Linked DNA regions of Homo sapiens: region 2 is linked to region 1. The links are chromatin loops, found by intact Hi-C in ENCODE. Cell type or tissue: PC-3. All regions are shown on one strand. Each heading gives the region's core, and the rest is flanking DNA. Links, peaks and the distances in the headings are about the cores only.

What was found. Peaks named below come from ENCODE experiments on the same cell type or tissue, not always from the same donor. Only the 100,000 strongest peaks of a DNase experiment are listed, where the experiment ranks them.
Region 2: a loop joins it to region 1, with 8 times the contacts of the local background. A loop is called at or near these places in 14 of 110 quality-filtered maps.

Annotation. Positions count from the first base shown.
Region 1 is chr18:63,572,433-63,583,519 of GRCh38, forward strand. No RefSeq gene overlaps it. Among named protein-coding and RNA genes, the nearest start is that of SERPINB13, 9.4 kb to the right of the region's middle. In PC-3, for the core only: a CTCF peak has its summit at 6,109 (motif pointing left); no DNase peak of the experiment used is centred there.
Region 2 is chr18:63,839,513-63,850,599 of GRCh38, forward strand. No RefSeq gene overlaps it. Among named protein-coding and RNA genes, the nearest start is that of SERPINB2, 43 kb to the right of the region's middle. RefSeq lists an enhancer at 8,715-8,824. In PC-3, for the core only: CTCF peaks have their summits at 4,916 (motif pointing left) and 8,819; DNase peaks (open chromatin) are centred at 4,899 and 8,829; H3K27ac peaks cover 2,897 bases.

The DNA of each region.
Region 1 (11,087 bases), core at 1,923-9,922:
AGTCAAAGACTCAAAAAGCTAGTGTATTAATCCATTTCATACTACTAATAAAGACATACCCAAGACTGGGTAATTTATAAAGAAAAAGAGGTTTAATGAACTCACAATTCCACATGGCTGGGGAGGCCTCACAATCATGGTGAAGGAGGTAGCAAGGAAGGCAAAGGAGGAGCAAACTCATGTCTTACATGGTGGTGGGCAAGAGAGCATGTGCAGGGGAACTCCCTTTTATAAAATCATCAGATCTCATGAGACTTGTTCACTATCACGAGAACAGCACAGGAAAGATCTGCTCCCATGATTCAATTACTTCCCACCACGTCCCTCCCATGACACCTGGGGATTATTATAATTCAAGGTGAAATTTGGGTGGGGATACAGAGCCAAACCATATCAGCCAGTAAAAAAATTCCTTCAGTAAAACTATGACCTCAATTGATAATCAATGGAAGAAGAGAAATTCCTCATTTAGAATTCTCACTATGCCCAATAATTGTTGGCAGCTGTGACTTTTCCCCTTAGCACTGGTTTTTTTTTTTTACAATGTTGGGTTCAGGCATGGAATGAGTTTCAATATCCAGAATAAGACTGCAACCATGAAATATCTGAACTGGGACAGTAATAACACTAATACTTGTGCTTATTGTGTGCCAGCTTTTGTCGAAGACCTTTATGTGCCCATTTAACACTCTCACTCATCCTAAGAGGTGGGTTATTATACTTATCCACCCTTAACAAATGAGGAAACAGAGGCACAAAGAGATTAAGTAATTTGCCTAACATCCCTCAGACAGCAAATGATTGAACTAGGATTTTTAACCAGGCTGTCTGGCTGGATGTTATACAGAAGATATATCACCACCACTCAATGAAAGTATCAAGAAGTAGAAGTTCCCAACAAGGTTTGTAAGCCACTAATACACTTGCCCCAAAGCACATTCAGGCCCTACCACCCTGAAATTGCCAAGGCAAGTTGTGGTAAACCCCAAAGCAGTATTCATAGACAGTCTAATGAGGAATCTCAAATACGAAGAGAAACCTACAACCCAGATCTACCACATGACTGTAGAAAATAATCACATGAATAAAGGGTATCAGCCTCAACAGAGTTAAGAGGTCAAATGAGATTTTTAAAAATATATAAGTAATATGCTTGATAGCATCCATAAAACAAGAACAGAGAATTATTAAAAATATTCATTTAGAGTTTCTGGAAATAAATTTGATTATTGCAATTAAGTAGATTGAATAATAGAATGAAAATAGCTGAAGAGTTAGCTAGTAGATTGAGCTGTGGAATTGTACAAAATGTAGAATAAAAGGATAAAGGGATCAAAAGTATTTTAAAATGTTGGCCAGGTGTGGTGGTTCATGCCTGTAATCCCAGCACTTTGGGAGGCCAAGGCAGGCAGATCGCCTGAGGCCAGGAGTTCAAGACCAGTCTGGGCAACATGGTGAAACCTTGTCTCTATTAAAAATACAAAAATTAGCTGGGCATGGTGGCATGCCTGTAATCCCACCTACTTGGGAGGCTGAGGCAAGAGAATCACTTGAACCTGGGAGGTGGAGATTGCAATGTGCCGAGATTGCACCACTACACTCCAGCCTGGGTGACAGAGTGAGACTCTGTCTCAAAAACAAACAAACAAACAAACAAACAAACAAACAAACAAAACACACCTTAAAATGTTAAAATCATGTAAGGCAGTTTAAAGGGTTTCAACATTCATTAAGGAGCATTTCAGGAAAAAAGAACAGAGAGATAACTGAAGAATAGAAATACTCAAAGAAATAAGAAAAAAAATGTACAGAATTGAAAACAGTCATGCATTCTCTTTTGAAAGGGCCCATTCAGAACCCACACTTCCACACTGTGGCAAAATTAAAGAAGATAAATGCAAAAATAATATATTCTAAAAGCCTTTTGTGTTAAAAGTTCAAATTTATAAACTGGAACGAGAATCATATAGAGTTTAGCTTCTCTTTGTCCTACAAGAAGACACAGAAGAATATTTTGAAGTTCTGGGAGAAATAAATACTGTAAACTGAAATATTTACCCATAAAAAGTTTTATTCAAGTGTGAGGGCAAGATGCATGAGCAAGCACTCTAAGTTTACTATCTGAAAACTTTAACCTAAAGGAATGACCAGAAGTTCTGCTCCAAAAAATTTTTTTAAATGAATTGGCTAAAAAGTATGGAATATGAGTAGCAGTGATGCAAAAAAACAGAGTAAAACATGATTGAAGATTAAATTAGAAATAATAATTTAAGAATTAAAACTTAGATGATCTCACTTTGAGAGGTAGAAGACAGTAGGCTTGAGGAGTGCCAAGGGAATTATAGAGAGAATGGAAGGAAGGAAATAAAACCTCTGGGGTTCTTGTTCTTTTCAGGGGGTGATGGGGAAAATAGTCTAACCCTGGACATTAATTTAAAAATTATATACAATATTTATGTTAAACTAAACAATAACCAGTCAAAGATTGAAATAGAATGCATAATCTCCAAAACAGTAGAGGGAAAAAGAATGAAAAACACTTGGAAAAAATTCAAAGGAATGTAAAAAAAAAAAAGCAAGAAAGCATAGCATGTACAAAGCATAAAACAAGACAGCAAATAAGTCCAAATATGACCAGTCTCAAGAAATGTGGATGTCTTAAATTGGCCAGTTTAAAGAAATACTGCATTAAAAAGACAAAGATCTACTTATAGACAATTTATAGGACACAATTCTAAAACAGTAAAAACAAGAAGATTAAAATAATGATAGAGAAAAACAGACACTAGAGAAGTATTAAAAAGAGAAAAGCAGAAATAACAACAATAACATCGAAAAAAATTCTACCCAAAGTCCAAAACAGTTATAAGAACAAAGATAAATATTTCAGTTTGATAAAAGATGCCATGTGTTAAAACTAAAAAGTAATATCACCTAATAGCATACTTCGAAAATACTAGGAGGTATAAGTAAAAGAAGAAATTGAAACATCTACAAAAATATTGAATAACTTTCACACACCTTTTCTAGTGATCAATAATTTAAGTAGAAAAAATTACACAGAGAAAAAATTAAACTTTTATTTCATTTATTAGAAAACAGAAAATAATTAAAATGCATAAATTGTTTTTTCCTCCAGAATTTTGAAAAAAGAACAACATGCTTCACAAACCCAAATAAAGGTAAAAATAATAAAGACGAAGGCAGAAATGTAAAAAGTGAAAGACAAAAGCTTAAAAAAATTAGAGTTATGGCAAAAAGAATAATGACACTAACCAACAATTTAGGAACAAGAGAGGGATATATACTATTTTGTATTTATGGAGGTATACCTTTAGGGTAAATTCCCAGGAGTTGCATTGCTGAGCCAAAGTACAATTGCATATATAATTTTCTTAGCTATTGCTAAATCCAGGTTTTAAGGATTACACCATAGCACTCCTATTAGCAATAATATGTATCTGCCTATTTCTTCACATCCACACCCACAGAATGTCATAAAGGCTTTGGGTGTCTGCCAAACTGATAGATAAAAAATACTATAGTAGTATATATTTAATTTAAATTTCTCTTGTTTTGAGTGAATTTATGAGCATGCAATCACATGTTCAGTCATTTATATATCTTTCCCTGTGTTATGTCTGTTCTTTTTTTGACATTTATGTAGGTGCATTTCTTCTTGATTTAAGAGATTTTTATGTATTAGGAAGATTAACCCTTTGTATTAGAATTAGCATAAACCTTTCCTCGGTTTGTCAGTTCTCTTTGACTTTGCTTATTAACTCTACTTTAAAATTTTTTATAAGCTGAATATACCAATCTTTTCTTCTATTGCTTCTAAATTTTTAAAATCAGGTTTTCCCCACTTCCAGGTTTTAAGGTATTTACCCACACTTTTTTCAATTACCTGTATAGTTTCATTTAAAAAATTTAGATCTCTGATCCAATTGAAGCTTACTTGGCATGAGATAAATATGAATACTATTTTAATCTTTTTCCAAATGGCTATTCAGTTGGTCCAATACTACTTATTAAAACATCTACCTCTTACCTCCAGCCAGGGCTGTGAATTAATCTACTTGGGTTAGTTCTTGAAGGAGACACTCCCTAGTCTTGGGGGTGATAAGCTGTATTAAAAAAAAATTATCGGCTGGGCGCAGTGGCTCACACCTGTAATCCCAGCACTTTGGGAGGCTGAGGCAGGCAGATTACTTGAGGTCAGGAGTTAGAGACCAGTTTGGCCAACGTGGTGAAACCCCATCTCTACTAAAAATACAAAAATTAGGTGGGCATAGTGGCAGGTGCCTGTTTCCCAGCTACTCGGGACACTGAAACAGGAGAATCACTGGAACCCAGGAGGCGGAGGTTGCAGTGAGCCGAGATCACGCTATTGCACTCCAGCCTGGGTGACAAGAGTAAAACTCCATCTTAAACAACAACGACGACAACAACATCTATCTTTCCCTTTGGGATTTGAGTTGCCACATTTATCATATACTCAATTTCCATATGTGGTTAGGTCTGTTGATGGATTTACTAGCCTCTTCCTTTGGTCTGTTTATTCATGTACCAACATCAGTGTTTTAATTATGGAAGCTTTGTTGCTTTTCCTTTGCAATGGTTTCCTATTTATTCTTGTTTGTTTATTTTTCCATATGAACTTTAGAATCGTATTGTCTTGTTATTTTACAATTTTTTCTCTTTTTAATTTTTCCTTGTGATGTTTAGGAAAGTTTGTATTTTTGTTCTAGACATTATTTTTATACAATATTATGACCTAATGGCCTCACGGTACTCTTTTATTTACTTAGGCTTTTATCATTTTTAAGTGATGTCTTTTGACACCCATCTACTGCCTAATAATCAACAGATTTATATTCTACCTTCTAATTTCTTTCTAGCATTTCCTCTCACTTTATTGTCATTTTTTTTACTTTGGCAGCCCATATAAAACATAGAACATTTATATATTACTTTCCTACTCTTATTCACATGTTTGCTTTAGTCTTAGAGCTATAATAAAATATATTTGTGCTGTCAGTCTTTTGCTAAAGTTTCTTCTTCAATCTTTTTTTTTTTTTTTTTTTGGTTACTGGATGAAGCTCATCCTCTGGTAGATTTCTCAAGAAGGGCTAACAAGTACAATATTCTCTAAGTTCTTGACTGTTTAACATAGTTTCTTTATGGTCTTGAAAGACCATTCATGAAAGAATACTTTTTGGCATATAAAATTCTTGGTTTGGACTTGGAATCTCTTTATTGTTCCACTGGTCTGTATGTTGTTCTCAAGAAGTCTGATGTTAACTTGCTTTCTTTACTTTATATTGACTTGATTCTCTCTCATTCTCTTTCTCTCTTCTCTTTCCCTCTTTTTCTCTTCTCGGCAGATGTTAAGACTGATTTTCCAGAATATGTCTTAGACTTTATCATTCAGGGTCAATTTTCCTAGTTACATTGTAGGCCATTTCAATGTACAGATTTGGGATTTATTTTATTTTTGAACTGTTTTCTTGGATTATAGCTGTAAATATCATTTCTACTCCACTGTTTTATTTCTGTACTTCAGAGACTATGGTTACACATATTTTAGATTTCTTTGCCTGTCTTTATTTCATTCTTTTATGCTTTTACTCTCTTTATTTTGTTTTTGTTCTCTAGGCTATTTTTATTTCTCTTCTCTATATTCTTTATTGTACTTTCTCCTGTAGGCAACTGGTAGTCTAGGCCCATTTCTGAGATGATTTTTTTATTTCCATCATTTCTATTTAATTCAGACATAGCTCATTACAGTACTTTCTTTCTGTGGTTATTTTGTTATTCATATATATTCTGAGTTTTTTAAATTATGACTTGAAGCATTCTTCATATTCGCAATCTCTTTCCAAACAATATTTAGTTCATAAGCTAGTGTTACACTACAGCTTTATTCTCCCTCATGATTGATTTCTTGGGTAGTATCTCCATGGCTAAAAGTTTTAATTTTCACCGTTTTCTTTGTATAGTAATTTTACATATTTGTTTGGTACTTTTTCTTGTTCATACTGAAATGTGCAGGATTTTTGGACTGAAAAGGACAGGCAACTTTATGAAGGTGAGTCGGGGGCCATACTCTGTTTTCTTGGTGAAAGAGTGCCCTCTTCTGTCGGTACAGTGAAGTGCAGTTTTAAAATGGTGTCTTACTGCTATGCTTGTTCATCTGAGTTTTGTGCAGAGAGATTTGAAAGTAGGTGTCCTCCATTATACTGAAGAATAGTTCCATCAGGGGAATAAATATTGGTAAAAAGAGGCCAAACCATTATGCAGAGGTTTTATGGTCATCTTTCTAGAAAATCTAAGCGAATAAGCTTATAATTTACCATAAAGAATGTTCTTCAAGATGGTTTGCTAGATATCCAAATTTTTTTTTCTTATACACCAGTAATAACTATTCACCAACACAACGCCTTATTCAATTCATAGCACTTAATTTTATTTGAGATTATCTTGTTTTTGTTTATTTATTGTTTGTATCACCCCCAAAGAATGTGAATTTAATGAGAGACTGGACCTTTTACATCTACATCTTATTCATTGCTTTACCTCAGTACCTAAAGCAATATCTGGCAAATAGTGGATGCTCAGGAAATACTTGTTGATTGACTGACTGAATGAATGAATGGAAAACCCAAAGACTGTATTCACAAGAATATCAAAATGATAAAATATCTATAAATAAATTGAACAAATTTATTTTTCTTGTGATGAATAACACAAATATGGAAACATTAAAATGTATACATATAGCTCAATAAATTATCACAAAGTGAGCAACCATGGAGCCACCACCCAGATTAAAAAAATAGAACATTACCATTGCTCTAAAATTCCCCCTACATCCCTTTTTAATTATTACTTTCTACCTCCTCTTCAATATGTAACAAATATGCTAACTTGCAGCACTATACAGTTGACCCTCAAGCAACACGGGTTTGAGCTGCATGGATCCGCTTGTACTCAGAGTTTTCTCAAAAAATATACTGGAAAATATTTTGGAGATTTGGGACAATTTGAAAAAACTTGCAGGTTTTTCAAATCACAGATTTTTCAAATTGCTGTACAGTCTAGAAATACCAAAAATATTAAGAAAAAGTTAGGTATGTAACGAAGGCATAAAGTATATGTAGGTACTAGCCTATTTTATCATTTACTCCCATAACATATGTACAAATCTATTATAAAAAATTAAAATGTATCAAAACTTGTGCACACGAACACTTACAGATAGTCATACTTGGTGCTACTTGCAGTTAAAAGAAACAAGAACAAAAGTAAAGATGCAATGTTAAGTCATAATTGCATAAATTAGCTGTAGTACATAGTGTATTACTGTAATAATTTCGTAGCCAACTCCTATTGCTATTACAGTGAGCTCAAGTGTTGCAAGTATCTGTTTGAAGCACAGTGTGAGGACAATGATCTCTGCCTGAGCAGCTCATCTGTCCAGTAAGTTGTGTATGACAATAAAAAGTGATCTCTCACAGTTCTTGTGTATTTTTCATCATGTTTAGTGCAATACCATACAGCTTGAATAACATCATGGGACCTGTATGAAGTGCCACCAGTGATGCTGAAAGTGTGCCCAAGAAACAGAGAAAAGCAATAACATTATAAGAAAAAGTTGAATTCCTTGATATCTACCATAGATTGAGGTCTGCAGTTGCATTTTCCCACCGTTTCAAGATAAATGAACCCAGTATCAGGACCATTGTAAAAAAAAGAAAAGGAAATGCGTAAAGCTGTCTTTGCAGCTACACCAGCAGATATGAAAACTTTACACTTTTTGAGAAACACGTTTTCATTTTATATTGAAAATGCAGCTTTTATATGGGGGCAGAATTACTATAAGAAAGGCACACCTATAGACTCTAATATGATTAGAGAAAAACCGAAGTCATTGTATGACAACTTAAAGCAAGAGGAAGGTGCAGGATCTAAAGCTGGATAATTTAATGTCAGTAAAGGATGATTTGATTATTTCAGAAAAAGATTTGGCTTAAAAATATCAAGATAACATTTTTTATGACCAACAGGCAGCAAATTCCCAGTTGCCATAAGAAAATAATTGAGGAGAAAGGATATCTACTTGACCATGTTTTTGAAGCATATCTAAGTGCCCTATTCTGGAAAAAAAGGCCGTAAATGACATGTATTAGTAAGAAAGAGAAGCAGGCATCAGTGCTTAAGGCAGGAAGGGATAAGCTAATGCTACTGTTTTGTACAAATACAGTTGGGTTTATAAGATAGCACTAACCCCCAACACTTGAAGGGAAAAGACAAATACCAGCTGCCAGTCTTTCGGTTGTACAAAAAGAAGGCCTGGAATATGAGAATTCTTTTTCTGGATTGATTCATCAGTGCTTTGTCCCTGAAATCAGGAAGTGCTTTGCCAGAAAGGGACTGACTTTTAAAATTCTTTTGCTATTGAACAATGCCCCTGGTCACCTAGAACCCCATTAGTTTAACATCGAAGACGTCGAAGTTGTCCCCTTGCCATGAAACACAGTATCTCTAATTCAGCCTCTAAATGATTACACACAGTACTCCATGGAAAGTATTGCCAACGCTGTAGAAGAGAACCCCAGTAGAAAGAACACTCTGGAAATGTGGAAGGATTATACCACTGAAGATGCCATCATTGTTATAGAAAAAGCCATGACAGCTGTCAAGCCTGAAACAATAAATTCCTGCTAGAGAAAACTGCATCCAGATGTTGTGCATGGGCCGGGAGCAGTGGCTCACGCCTGTAATCCCAGCTCTCAGGGAGGCAAGAGGCAGGAGGATAGCTTGAGCCCAGGAGTTCGAGACCTGCCTGGGCAATATAGCGAGACCCCGTTCTCCATAAAAAGGAAGAAACAAACAAGCAAACGAACAAACAAACAAACAAAAAACAAAAGACAGATGTTGTGCATGACTTCAAGGGATTTACGACAGAACCAATCAAGGAAACGACGAAAAAGATTGTGGATACGGCACACACACACACAAAAGGTAGGGGATGAAGGATTTCAAGATATGGATCTTGGGGAAATTCAAGAGTAAATAGATTCCACACTACAGGAATTAACAGAAGACAATTTTATGGTGATGAGTGCTTCTGAACCAGCTCCAGATGGTGAGAAAGAAGACATAAAAGAAGCAGTGCCAGAAAACAAATTGACATTAGACAATCTGGCAGAAAGTTTGTGAGTACTCAAGGTTGCTTTTAAATTCTTTTTTGACATGGACCCTTTGACAACACAGGCACTGAAGCTAAAGCAAATTATGGAAGCAGGATTTGTACCACGTGGAAACATCTTTAGAGAAATGAAAAAGAAAAAAAAAGTCAGAAATGATGATGTATTTCTATAAAGTTGCACCAAGTCTATGCATCTGCTGCCTCCCATTCTGCCTTCTCCACCTCTTCTGCCTCTGCCACTCTTGAAACAGCCAGGCCAACCGCTCCTCTTTCTCCTCCGCCTCAGCTACTCAATGTGAAGATGACGGGAATGGACTTTATTGATGATCCACTTCCACTTAATGAATAGTAAATATATTTTCTCTTTTTTTATTTTCTTAATAACATTACCTTTTCTCTAGCTTACTTTATTGTAAGAATATGGTATGTAATACATAGAACACACAAAATATGATTTAATAGACTATGCTATTGGTAAGTTTTCTGTTCAACAGTAGGCTATCGGTAGTTAAGTTTTTGTGGAGTGAAAAATTATACGTTGGTAATCTTTGTCTTTGATTGTAAACCAGGGGTGATTTTTTTGCCCTCTTCATGCTTCCTTTGTTTTCTACAAGTTTTATATATCATGAACATGTATTCTTGTAATCAAGGACAAATATTTAATAGCTGTGTTAAAATATTATTGTGAAGGGTAAATACACACACACACACACACACACACACACACACACACAAGCTGGGCACGGTGATGCATGCACGTAGTCCCAGCTATTCAGGAAGCTGAGATGGAAGGATTGCTGGAAGCCAGGTGCCCAAATCCAGAATCTAACCTGGACAACATAGTGAGACCCCATCTCTAAAAAGAAAATTATAAAAATAAAAAATTATACCTGGATTTTCAACTGTGAGGGGGGTTGGCATCGCTAACCCCGTGTTGTTTAGGGGTAAACTGAAGTTTAGTTTTGTCTGCTTTTGTACTTTGTATAAAAAGAATCATACAGTATGCGTTCTTTTACATTTGGCTTCTTTTGTTCAAAATATTGTTTGAGATATTTATCTTTTTTTTTTTTTTTTTTTTTTGCCTGTAGCTTTAGTTCATTCATTGTCATTGCTGTGTAGGATTTCACTGTGTGAACATACCATTATTTACGTGTTATGCTGTTAATGTACATTTGGGTTTCCAGTACTTGGCTATTATGAATGCTGCTATGGGCACATGTCTCTTGGTGCCCATGAGCACACATTTATATTGGGTAAATATCTGGGGTGAAATTATTAGGTCATGGGGTGTATCTATATATATCCAACTTTGGATATATATGTATCTCCAACTTTGATAGTGTTTTTTGATTAATAAAAGCTTTTAAATTTTGTGTTGTCCAGTTTGTTAATTTTTACTCTTACTGTAAATGCTTTTTTGTGTTTCAATTAGCTCTGTGATCCATTTAGAATGGAAATCTGTATATGGTGTGACGTAGTAGTTAAGATTCCTTTCTCCCCCATGTAATTATCCAATGAACTGAACATAATTTATTGAAGAGACCATTCTTTCTCCACTGCTCTGCAACAAGCTTGAACAAAATCAAGGTGCACACGAGCATCAGTATTTTTCTGGGCTTCTGTTCTGATCTATCCTTTGCCAAAAACCATTCTGACAATTAATAATAAACCTTGCTATCTGACAGAGCAGGTATTATCTCTTCCTCCTTCTCTTTCAACAGTGTCATGGCTGTTGTTAGCCCTTGGCTATTTCATATAAATTTGGAATCAGCTGGCCAATTTTTTGAAAAAATGAGCTTCCTGAGATTTTGATTGAGATTGCAGTGATTAATTTTGAGAAAATTGACATCCTTACAATATTGAGTCTTTTAAA
Region 2 (11,087 bases), core at 1,525-9,524, 270 kb after region 1:
GCAATTCTCCTGCCTCAGCCTCCTGAGTAGCTGGCATTACAGGTGTGCACCGCCATGCCCAGCTAATTTTTTTTTTTTTTTTTTTTTTTTAGTAGAGACGATGTTTCTGTTGTTCAGGCTGGTCTCCAACTCCTGACCTTGTGATCTGCCCGCCTTGGCCTCCCAAAGTGCTGGGATTACAGGTGTGAGCCATCGCGCCTGGCCGCACAATTTATTTTTATTCAGGCTCTAATCTCTGTAGTCCTGGTTTTGTTTTGCTTTGTTTTTGTTTTTTAAAGACAGGACCTCCCTCTGTTACCAGGCTTCTGTGGTGCAGTGGCATGATCGTAGCTCACTGTGGCCTTGCACTTCTGGGCTCAAGTGATCCTCCTGCCTTAGCCTCCCAAGTAGCTAAGACTAGAGGCATGTGCCACCATGCCCAGAGGGTAGTCCTGTTTTTAATCATATCTTTCAGGTGTCTATCACCTAGTAGTAGGGCGTGGTCACCCTTGCCCATAAACACAATCTGGACTCAGACAACATTAGGGAAGATTAGGAAAAATGAATGACAACACTAGCTAAAGACTGGATTTCTCTTTAATGAAGTATTGTTGTAGCATCTAGGTCAGAATAAGAGAAACCGCTTCTGTGCAAAATATCTTGTTAGGACTCTTTTCCCCCTGCTCACATCATACACACAGAGAATTGAAAGGGTGTCAAAAGTAATCCTGTGGGCTTTAAGCCAGAATGTGTATACACTTTTCATTTTCATTCACAAAACGAAACAAAAACTTTATGCTGTTAACTTATTTTCCTTCTGTGTATCATAGTAGTCCCACTGAATATAAACTATGGATTTTATTTATTTGATACCTGAAAATGCCAGATCCAGAAATGTAGCAGGGTTTGTTTGTTTGTTTTTAATGGTCTTAGGCTCAAAGAATAAACAGGCAGAGACCTTTCACCCCAAAAATGGCCTACTCTGGGAATTCTTTAGTGCACCTGAACCTGAGGATTCTTCAAATTTACCAAATCATAAAAAAACTCAGCCATCTTCTGTACAATGGTGGACTGAAATACAAGTACATAATAAAATTTTAAAATGTTTCTGTTTCAAGGGTAACAAAAAGACACAATGATTTTATTTCAATGAGCAGCAATATATTTTGTTCAAAGAGTTTCCATGACTTAAATAGTGCTTCTACACATTGATGTAGCAAAGTGCTTAAACCTTTAAACACACACTTAGCGTAAATACGTGTAGCTATGCATTAGAGGAATGTTCTTGATTCCAATGGACTTTTTAAACTCACAGACTCCTTTTTACAATCTTGTGGAGGCTACCAACCTTTCCACCTATAAAAGGCACACATACACATTCACATACAACTTTTCACATAGTTTCCCAGACCTCTTTAAATTGTTCGTGGATCCCAGGCTAAGAAGTCTTGAAGGGCGTACATATACATTTGTGTTCATAGTTCTCAAGCCCATACAGGTGGCAGTGCATCTGAACATTTTGATAATTTTTGTGGAACATAATCTCTGTGTATTCCATCATATACTCTAAAAAATGAATACTATAAGTACATATATATGTATATGACAATATTATATATACTAAAATGTATGATATCATTTACATTACTAAACAGCAGTGGAATTAAATACAATTGGCTGCCTCAGTTCTTTTATTAATAGTTCTCTGCTACTTTTTTAGGCAGTCGTAAGCCCCAAAATGTTAATTATGTATACATTTCTAGGAGAAAAACCTTAACATTGATAGAGTTTTATTCCTGCATTTAATATATGTTGGCTTGCTGGTTTGTTTTCTGATAATTTTTAAAGACTGCCAGTTTTCTGCAGAACACATTGGTCTACTTTGCAGTTGTAGCTTCTGTGAAAACCTGGCTGAGGAACAATGAACAAATATAGAAAGCAGTGAATTCCTAAGGAAGAGCGGAGATGTACATTTGAATATTGAGTAAAATCATATAGAATTTTATTATTGATCCTTTGTCTTTTGGAGCCTATCCCTACATTTCAGCAATTTCACTTGCATCCTGTGGCTATGTCTGAAGGTGGCTTCCACATATGGGAGTTTGAGAGCCCCTTCACCTTTAAATTAATGTCTCTGCTCACCTGAGGTCTCAAACACACCCCTTTGGGAGCAGCCTGACCAACCCCCAAAGTCATTCAGTCAACAGATATTTATTTATGCCTTTTGGGTGCTAGGCACAGGTCCCAGCACAGGGCTGGGTACTGAATACATGGTGAGAACAAAAAAGACCTGGCCCCTGCCCTTGGAGAACTTAGAAACATTTTTAATAGCAAATACGGAAATGTGTACACAATTATATGTATATTATACAATCATAAGCATTACGAAGGAAAATTAAAGTGTATTAGGAAATAAATCAAAGATGGAATCTTCTCAGAGTGAAATCTCAGAGAAACTTCCCTGAGAAAAATAAATGAATTAGAAATGGGACCCTAATTTGGGTGAACATCAGAATTCTGCCTTGTGCAGTGTGAAGATTAGCATAAAATTGCTTCCCCTATGTGGAAAGGGACTGATGCATAGCAAGCAGTTGATCCTGTTAATCAGCTAATTTGAAAGTTCTCTGAGTTGGTAGCTTTAGTTGAACATAAATCCTGGCTCAGCGGCTGCAGGTGTGCCTGGACCCCTTCTGGAGCTTCTTTGGACATTCTGTCTCCTTCCTTCGGGTAAGTCACTGCAGATTGTCATTGTTCAAGCCATGAACTACCCATGAAAATGACTGGAAAAGCCATGTGTCTCAAATGGAGCATTTGAAACTTCCTTAAATGTCAGGAGTTTGAAAATCTTATTTTATATTTTAAAACTTAAGGCCATTCATCTTTGGCAGAATAGGGTGGAGGCAAAGCACTGCCTTCTATGTTAAAATGCATTTATGTAGACACTAAAGTTCTTCCAAAGCTTATAGAGCTTAAGAAAAAAATATCATTCTAGTAATGGTGGTAATGAAAATTAAAATCTTTCTTCATTTTAAAAAATCGCCATTGAATGGTGTAAAAACTTTACATTTTCTTTATTTTGGAAGTTTTAAAATTGCAGAGTAGTTGAAAGAACTGTATAGTAAACACTTGCGCAAACTTCATCCAGATTCAGCAATTGTTAATATTTTGTTACATATGGTTTATATCTATTATCTATCTGTCATCTGTCTCCTGAACAATTTGAATGAAAGTTGCATGCACCATGATACTTTCCCTAAATACCGTAATATGCCTCTCTTGAGAATAAGAACATTTCCTTCATACCACAATACCTTTATTACGCTTGAGAAAATAAGCCTTAATTAAATGTTTCATATAAAATATAGTACATACTTAAATTTTCTATATTGTTTTAAAAACTCCACTTGCAGTTATTTTGGGAGAATTCGGGATCCAACAAAGATTTTCACATTGCATTTGGTTATATATTTCACTAATCACTTTGACCTGATTCTGTCCCTGACTTTTTGGTTTTCTTTTGTTTTTCCTGGTCTTGATCTTTTTTGAAACGTTTGGACAGCAGTCTTGTATAAAGCTCCACATCCTAGAGTTATCTGATTGTTGCCTCATAATGAGATTCAGGTTAAACATTTTGGCAAGATGATTACATGGGTGATGTGTCATCCTCAGTGTATTAAATCAGGGACACATGATGTCAGGTCGTCCGTTCTTGATAGAGCTGTTTGACGACCCAGTGCAGGGATGACTGGCCGATCTTTCTGTTTTAAAAGAAAAATTTTCCCTTTTTCATTAATAAGTAATCCATGGGGTTTTGAGACAGTGTAGTACTCTCCCCCAACAACATTCCACCTAGTGGTTCTGTCGTCTGTTGATAATCCTTGCCGAAGGAGCAGCAAATCTATTTGGGATTAAAAATCATATCTTGGCCGGGCGCAGTGGCTGACGCCTGTAATCCCAGCACTTTGCGAGGCTGAGGCAGGTGGATCACCTGAGGTCAAGAGTTCAACACTAGCCTGAGCAACATGGTGAAACCCCATCTCTACTAAAAATACAAAAATTAGCTGGGCGCGGTGGTGTGTGCCTGTAATCCCAGCTACTCAGGAGGCTGAGGCACGAGAATCGCTTGAGCCCGGGAGGCAGAGGTTGCAGTGAGCTGAGATCGTGCTACTGCACTCCAGCTGGGTGACAGAGTGAGACTCCGTCTCAAAGAAAAAAAAAAAAAAGAAATCCTACCTTAACATTCTATCCCTTCTTCTATTTTATTTAGCTAACATTCTCATAAATTTATAGCTTTTTTCTCTCTCATTAATATGTACCTTTTAAATTAATTCAATATATTATGTCTATTAGCTTTTTAATTTTTTTTATCATGCACAAATTGCCCAAATTTGGAAGCCCCTTCAAAGGACTGTGTTCTTTTGAGGGGTCTCCATCATGCTTTGAGTGCTTCCTTACTCTCTTACCCAACGAGATATCCCAGGCTCATCCTGTCTCATTCTGGAATCAGCCAGTTCTCTGAGAAGCTCTAGTTCCTTTAAATAGAGAATGGTATCATCTAAAAACAAGATTTGGGGTCCAGAATTGTTCCTTGTTTATTAGAGTCCTCATTTCTAAGGCTTTTCTTTGAACAGATATAGGAAATCAACATGCCAGAATAAGATAAGATAGGATAAGATGTGATATATAACACAATATAATATATTAATGTATCTACACTATCTACAAATCAAATCCAATCCCACAGGGTTCATTCTCACCTTGCCCCATTTCCTATGTGTATCTCTGTTCCCCCATAGTGAAAAGCCCTGATTCCTAACATCAGTACATTTACTTGTTTCTTATAATCTATACAAGAAAAGTTTTAGAATCAATGTGGACTCTTTGACAGGTTGGAGAGTGCTTCGGAAGCAACATTTCATGACTTCGTACTGACCCCTAGTGTTTACTTTTTTGCTTTTGTAGTTTTCAAGGGATTATCCTTAAAGAGGTTGCCTGTTCTGTATCAGGTTTTCTCAATCTCAGTATGACTGACATTTTGTGCCAATGATTCTTTGTTGTGGTGGGCTGTCCTGTGAACCGAAAGGTATTTGGCAATGCCCATTGTGTCCATCCACTAGATGAAAACAACACCACTCCCTCCTCTGCCCTTCCAAGCTGGGACCATCAAAAAGGCTTCCAGACATTGCTACCACACCTTGGGGGTCAAAATCATCCCTGGTTGAGAACCACTGCTCTACCCAGACATGCAGTAGAGAGAAATGCTATTACAAATACTTTCTAAATGTGAATATTTAAATCTCTGGTAAAGAAAATTAGTCATTACTGAATTTTTTGTTCAATTAATTTATTGGTGTTTCCCAAGGTGCTCAGGATTATGGAATTTGTTAATGTTGAATTTGGTCATTTGTTAGGCAGTTTTCAAGCAGAAGAATTTTAAAATAAAAACAATTGTGGATTGTGAATATGCCTTCAAAATACCATTTAATCATCAAGTAGACAAGTGAGCTAGGAATGGCTCTTTTCTGCTGCACTGTCAATATGATCTATCACTGATTATGTTCCCAGTGAGTGTCAGTTTGGTTAATCTCCAAAAGGCAAGTGTAAAAATTTCCTTTTTGGTTTGGAAGCACATCATACTTCGTTATATTTTCATTGCACTTTGTTATGGCTATTCTGATATTATGGGAAGGGACCAAACTGCAGGAAATATAAATGTGTCATGCTGTAAAGGACAAATTCAGGAGCAACTCACAGAATTGCCTCTTTACTTATCTCCAGAACGGAATGACATCACTTTTCAGAAAGACACAAACTACTCACCTGAACCAAAGGAGGTAAATAGGAATTGTGATGCCTACAGTTAACAGATATCAGTAACAAGAAGAAATAATAATTGAAAATAATAATCAAAAAAATGATTGAATTGCAGCTGGGCATGAACCACAGCCCACTTTATCCATGCTGTAGCCCCTCAGTGTGTGATGAACACACAAACTCTCCTGTGTATTGTGGCAGAAAAAATGACTAAAACAGCTATTTTAGATTTTCCAGTGACTTCCCACACTTAGTTCTAATTTTGAGTTAAAGGCCAAAGTAATGATACCTTTAAAGAGCTTAAAATAAGTGACTGAATAAAATAGAAGTGAAGAGAGGTGGTATTCAAATTGTTTAATTGAATTGTTTAATTATTTTGCCAGTGGGCGTCAATCCATCAGAACGACTCCAGATGCAGCATTGGAGCATGATGGAGGCCCCTTCCTGTGACACACAGTAAAATTACTGGATGGAGAGGTGACTGGGCCTCCCAAGGAAGGGACAGGGACAGGAGCAGGGGGGGATTTGGAGAATGGTGCATCAGCAATTTACTGGTATGAAAGTATTGTAAGAATTTTGCTTTGAGTCTGCTGTACTGTACAAACCAGCTGAATTTCAGCTCTGAGTACTTACATAGTAAAAGAAATCCCTCAGCCCAGTCCTAAGAGGGGCATTCAATGAGTCCCAGAGGTGATAGACAGTTAGAGGTATAATTAATCAGTTATTGACAAATAAATGCCTAAATCTGAATCTTACTCATTTAGGTAGTCATTTCCTAGGTGCTTTGAGATATAAGAGTTGTCCCCCAAACCATGTTATCAGGGAAGCTTTATGGCAACCACTGTCCTTGGAGTTATATTTTTGGTCTTTGTTCCTAAATTTTTAGTTAACTGTGATATCATTTTTGCCTCAGAGAAGATGGAATGAAACTAGCAACACAAATCTCTTTTTTGAGATTTTTAAAAAAGAAATAAAAAAGGAGATCAAGATCATTGAGGCCAAGACCCTCAGCTCAGAAGTCAGGATTTTGGAGGCTTGGCTGACTCAGGTAGGAGCTTTTCTTGACTAGAAAATACTGTTTATAGAGTGGCCAGGGAAGAATTAGACATTATGATCAGATTCCCTGGGCACTGTGATCCTAAATTATGTGGAATATGCATGTCATTTTTACATTCTTGAGGTCCTTACAGATTTATAAAGCAAATCAGCAATTCAGCATCCTTCTGGCTTCATGCAGAACAAAGAAGCCGACATCCCGAAGTCCAGGGATGTAGTTCTTGATAAGCCTACCCTTCGGGTCTATCTGGGTGACACTGGGGTCTCAACTGGTTCCAAATTCCATCTCTTACCTTAGGCTTCCTAACATCTTTAGGATGGAAATCATAGACATTTCTTGCTATCACTTACACCCACCCCTTTCTCTAAGTAGCCTGAATTAGAGCCATGGATAATCCCTTTCTAGTCTGGGCCAGAAGTTCCCCTCGGGTGTACTCACACCCTCAAGTCTATTGTCTTATTTTTATATGCTTGCATTCTCTCTCTAAATCATCCTTATACAGTTCTGAGGGCTTCAAAAAAATCTGTACCTATTAAATTTAACATTTCCAGATTTGGTATATCCTGAATGTGTATTCCAAACTTTTCCTCTTAGATTGTTTTCATTTACAAATTCAAGCAACTTGTCATCACTGTCTCCAATGCAGTCATTAAATAACATAGCCAGTGACTGTTTGACCCCGAGTGTGATATGAGTAGCCTTTAAAAACCCTGTGACCAATACAAAGATGATATTTTATGAACTGTTTCTATCTCTTAATGATGCATCATAAATATTTTTGTAAGTAAAACATGTTGGAAATAATTGTGTCAAGAAGTGTAAAGGGGCTTAAAATGTTATTCGTTTTTATCACGTCTGAATTTACAACTGAAAACAGCTTTACATGAAATAATCATGCCATTTTACGTTTTTGTTTTATTTATTCATTTTTACTAGCAAAGACCAAGAAAACAAGCAAAGTATCCAAAACAAAAAGAGGAATATGGGTTAGTGAATTATGATGAATTGACAAGATGGAATATTATCATTCCATGGAAACGATTTTAGAAGAATTTATATCAATATGGGTAAATGCTTCTTTTCTAAAGTTTAGTGTAAAATTCAGGTTAAGATGTATCATTAGTGCTGTCAAGATGATTAGTAGTAAAAGAGATAACATTTTGAAGAGTGACAAAATGTAAACTAGTATGACATTTGGACACTTAGATTTAAGTATAACATATAAGAACAATGACAAAATATTATCTCTTCAGTTCCATTGAAAGAAGGTCTTTGGCCAAAAACTTCAACCATGGCTGAAAATTGCTTATATTAATGAACTATACATTTCAGTTAGGGCTTAGTCTTGTTAAAATAAAAATGTAATATCTCGCAGTGGTGAATTAGGTTTTGGAGGCAACAAGGCTCCACTGACTGGGAACATGAAGACGTTATTTGCCTCTCTGACAACTGCTTCCTCCCCAGTGAAAGTAGTAGGGCTAGCGTTAGCCTCAGACGGTTGTTGTCAGGATTAGTATGCTGACACGTGTAAGGCACCTACTACAAGCCCAGGCATTTAATAGATCCGTAATAAGTTATTGCTCTTTATTAAATTGTTCCAACTTTCACTTCTGGAAGAAAATAACCGATATAGCTCAGGGTACCTGGGTTTTGCTACAGTGCTTCTGGCTTAAAATCTGCATAGAACCAGGTTTTCCTGATTTAAGGTCCTTTTCAGACTCCTTGAACAGGTTATCTTTCCATAAAATGCTAACTCTCATCATCCTTACTCTAGGGAAATGTGGGGTTTTTTTATGTGGGGATAGGGTCTCATACTAAACCACACTAATTTTTTTATGCAAATTACACACACACACACACACACACACACACACAAAGTATTTCCTCCAACATAGTGTAAGGCTACTTTCAAGTGAGCAAGTGTATTTACCAGTTTCTGGAATTATTTTCCTGGACAAGCCTGACCTCTAGAGGACAGGAGTTGCTTGTTACCCACTGAGAGCCAACATTAGATACCGTTTGTGGAACATTAAGGTGCCGTGAAGTCAGACAAGTGCTGGGGTTGGCATGATGTGAATATAGGATCTTAATTCTGCACCAACTAGCTTGAGCAAAATTCTTTATCTCCTTGATCTTAAATGGGTTTTAAAAACTTTATTGAGGTATAAGTTACATCAAATAAACTGCACATATTTATAGTAAGCCATTTTATTAGTTTGACGGTTGTAAACATAGCAGTACAATCAAGATGCCACACTTCCATCACCTCCTAAAGTTTCCTCATCCCCTTTTGAAGTCCACTCTGCCTCCATCCCCATCCACAGACAACCAATAATCAGCTTTCTGTCACTATGCATGAGTTTGTATTTTCTAAAAGTTTTTATGAATGGAATTATGCAGCATCTACTCTGTTGTGTCTGGCTGCTTTTACTCAGACTAATAATTTTGAGATTAAATTGTGTGTATCAGTAACTTACTCCTTTTTACTGCTGAGTAGTATTCCACTGTCTGGATACACCACATTTTGTTTAACTTGAAAGGGATCATAGTCCTAAATGTAAAAAGTTAGAACTGCTAGCAGAAAATACGGGAGAAAATCTTTGTGAGATCTGGCTGGGCAAGGATTCCTTAAAATATGAATTGCACAGATAATAAATGAAAAAAAGGATAATTGGAGTTTATCAAAAGTAAAAACATTTGCTCTTCCTAGTAAACAAAAAGGTGAATCAGAAATTGGGAGAAAATATTTGTACACATATAGCAGATAAAGGTCTTATATTCAAAATAATAAACTCAAAGAAAAACATTCAGTTAAAACACATGCAAAATATTCTAGCAGACACCTTACATAAGAAAATATACAGATGGCCAATAAGCACATGAAAAGATGGACAACAACATGAGTTATCAGATAAATGCTTAAGGTATTTTTAAAGTCTCTGAAATCGGGTTATGTCTTACTATTTAGGTGCTTGCAATTGGTGTGCTCCTTTTGATGTAAAGTTAATTTTATTTTTAGAAGCAATATTTATTGGGTACTAAGGTTTGGGCAATGTTTTAAACACTTTGTATGCATTATGTCACTTAATTCTCACAAAACCTATGAAGGGAGTACTATAATTAAATCCATCTTCATGGGTGAGGAAATTGAAGCTCACAGAGTGCTTATAACTTGCCCTAGTCCCACAGCTAACAGATGGCAACACCAGGCCTGGAACCCTCTAGCTACCACTATAGCCCATGGGCTTAACTATTATGCTATTTTAAAAATTATTACACTAATGGTGAATGGTCAGTGGAGAATGCCTCAGAAAACAGAGCCTTCTCTGGAGTCCTGATATTAACTTATTTCATTACATTTTGTGGAGAATACCTCAGAAAACAGACCCTTCTCTGGAGTCCTGATATTAACTTATTTCATTACATTTTGTGGATCATTAGATGAATCACTGTAAGGTAAGTGCCTAGTGCCTAGTAGGTATGATCTATTAATGCTACTTCCCTTTCTTCCATCTATTTTGAGGCTTTTGGAAATTGCCAAAATAAATGTTTGAAAATTACATGATTCAATCAATTTAAGCCAGATTTTTATTTATCACTACTATCATTCAACTTTTAACAATCATCTTTTTTTGTGAAAGAATTTTGAATGATGCAGTATTCTTTATTTTTTAACCTGAAAGCATTTTGAATGCTGCAATATTCTTGATCATGGTTCTCAACTAAGGGTGATTTTGCCCCTGGGCGACATCTGGCTCTGTGTCTAGAGACATCTTTGATGGTCAGAATTGTAGGGAAGGGCTGCTACTGCCATCCGGTGGTTAGAAGCCAGAGATGTGGCTGAACATGCTACAATGTAAAGGACAGCCCCACAACAAATAATTACCCAGCCCAAAATGTCAACAGTGCTGATGTTGAGAAATCCTGCTTTACACAATATGCGGGACTTAATTATTTATTGACATCAGTTGAGAATACTGAAATGCTGCAGGAAATGAAAGAAGACTTGGTCTCTGATAGCGTATAGTTACCAAGCCAATGAGGGAAATAAAGAAAATAACACCATGAACTCTACCACTATTATTATAATAAATGTTACAACAGAAAATAATAGAATATTTTAAGGTTTTAAACAAGGGGACTGTAGTCGGATAACACAATGAAAAAAATCAGAAAATGCTCTTTGAGAATCAAGTATGGAAGTACTGTATTTCCTTAATAAAAATAAAATTCGGCT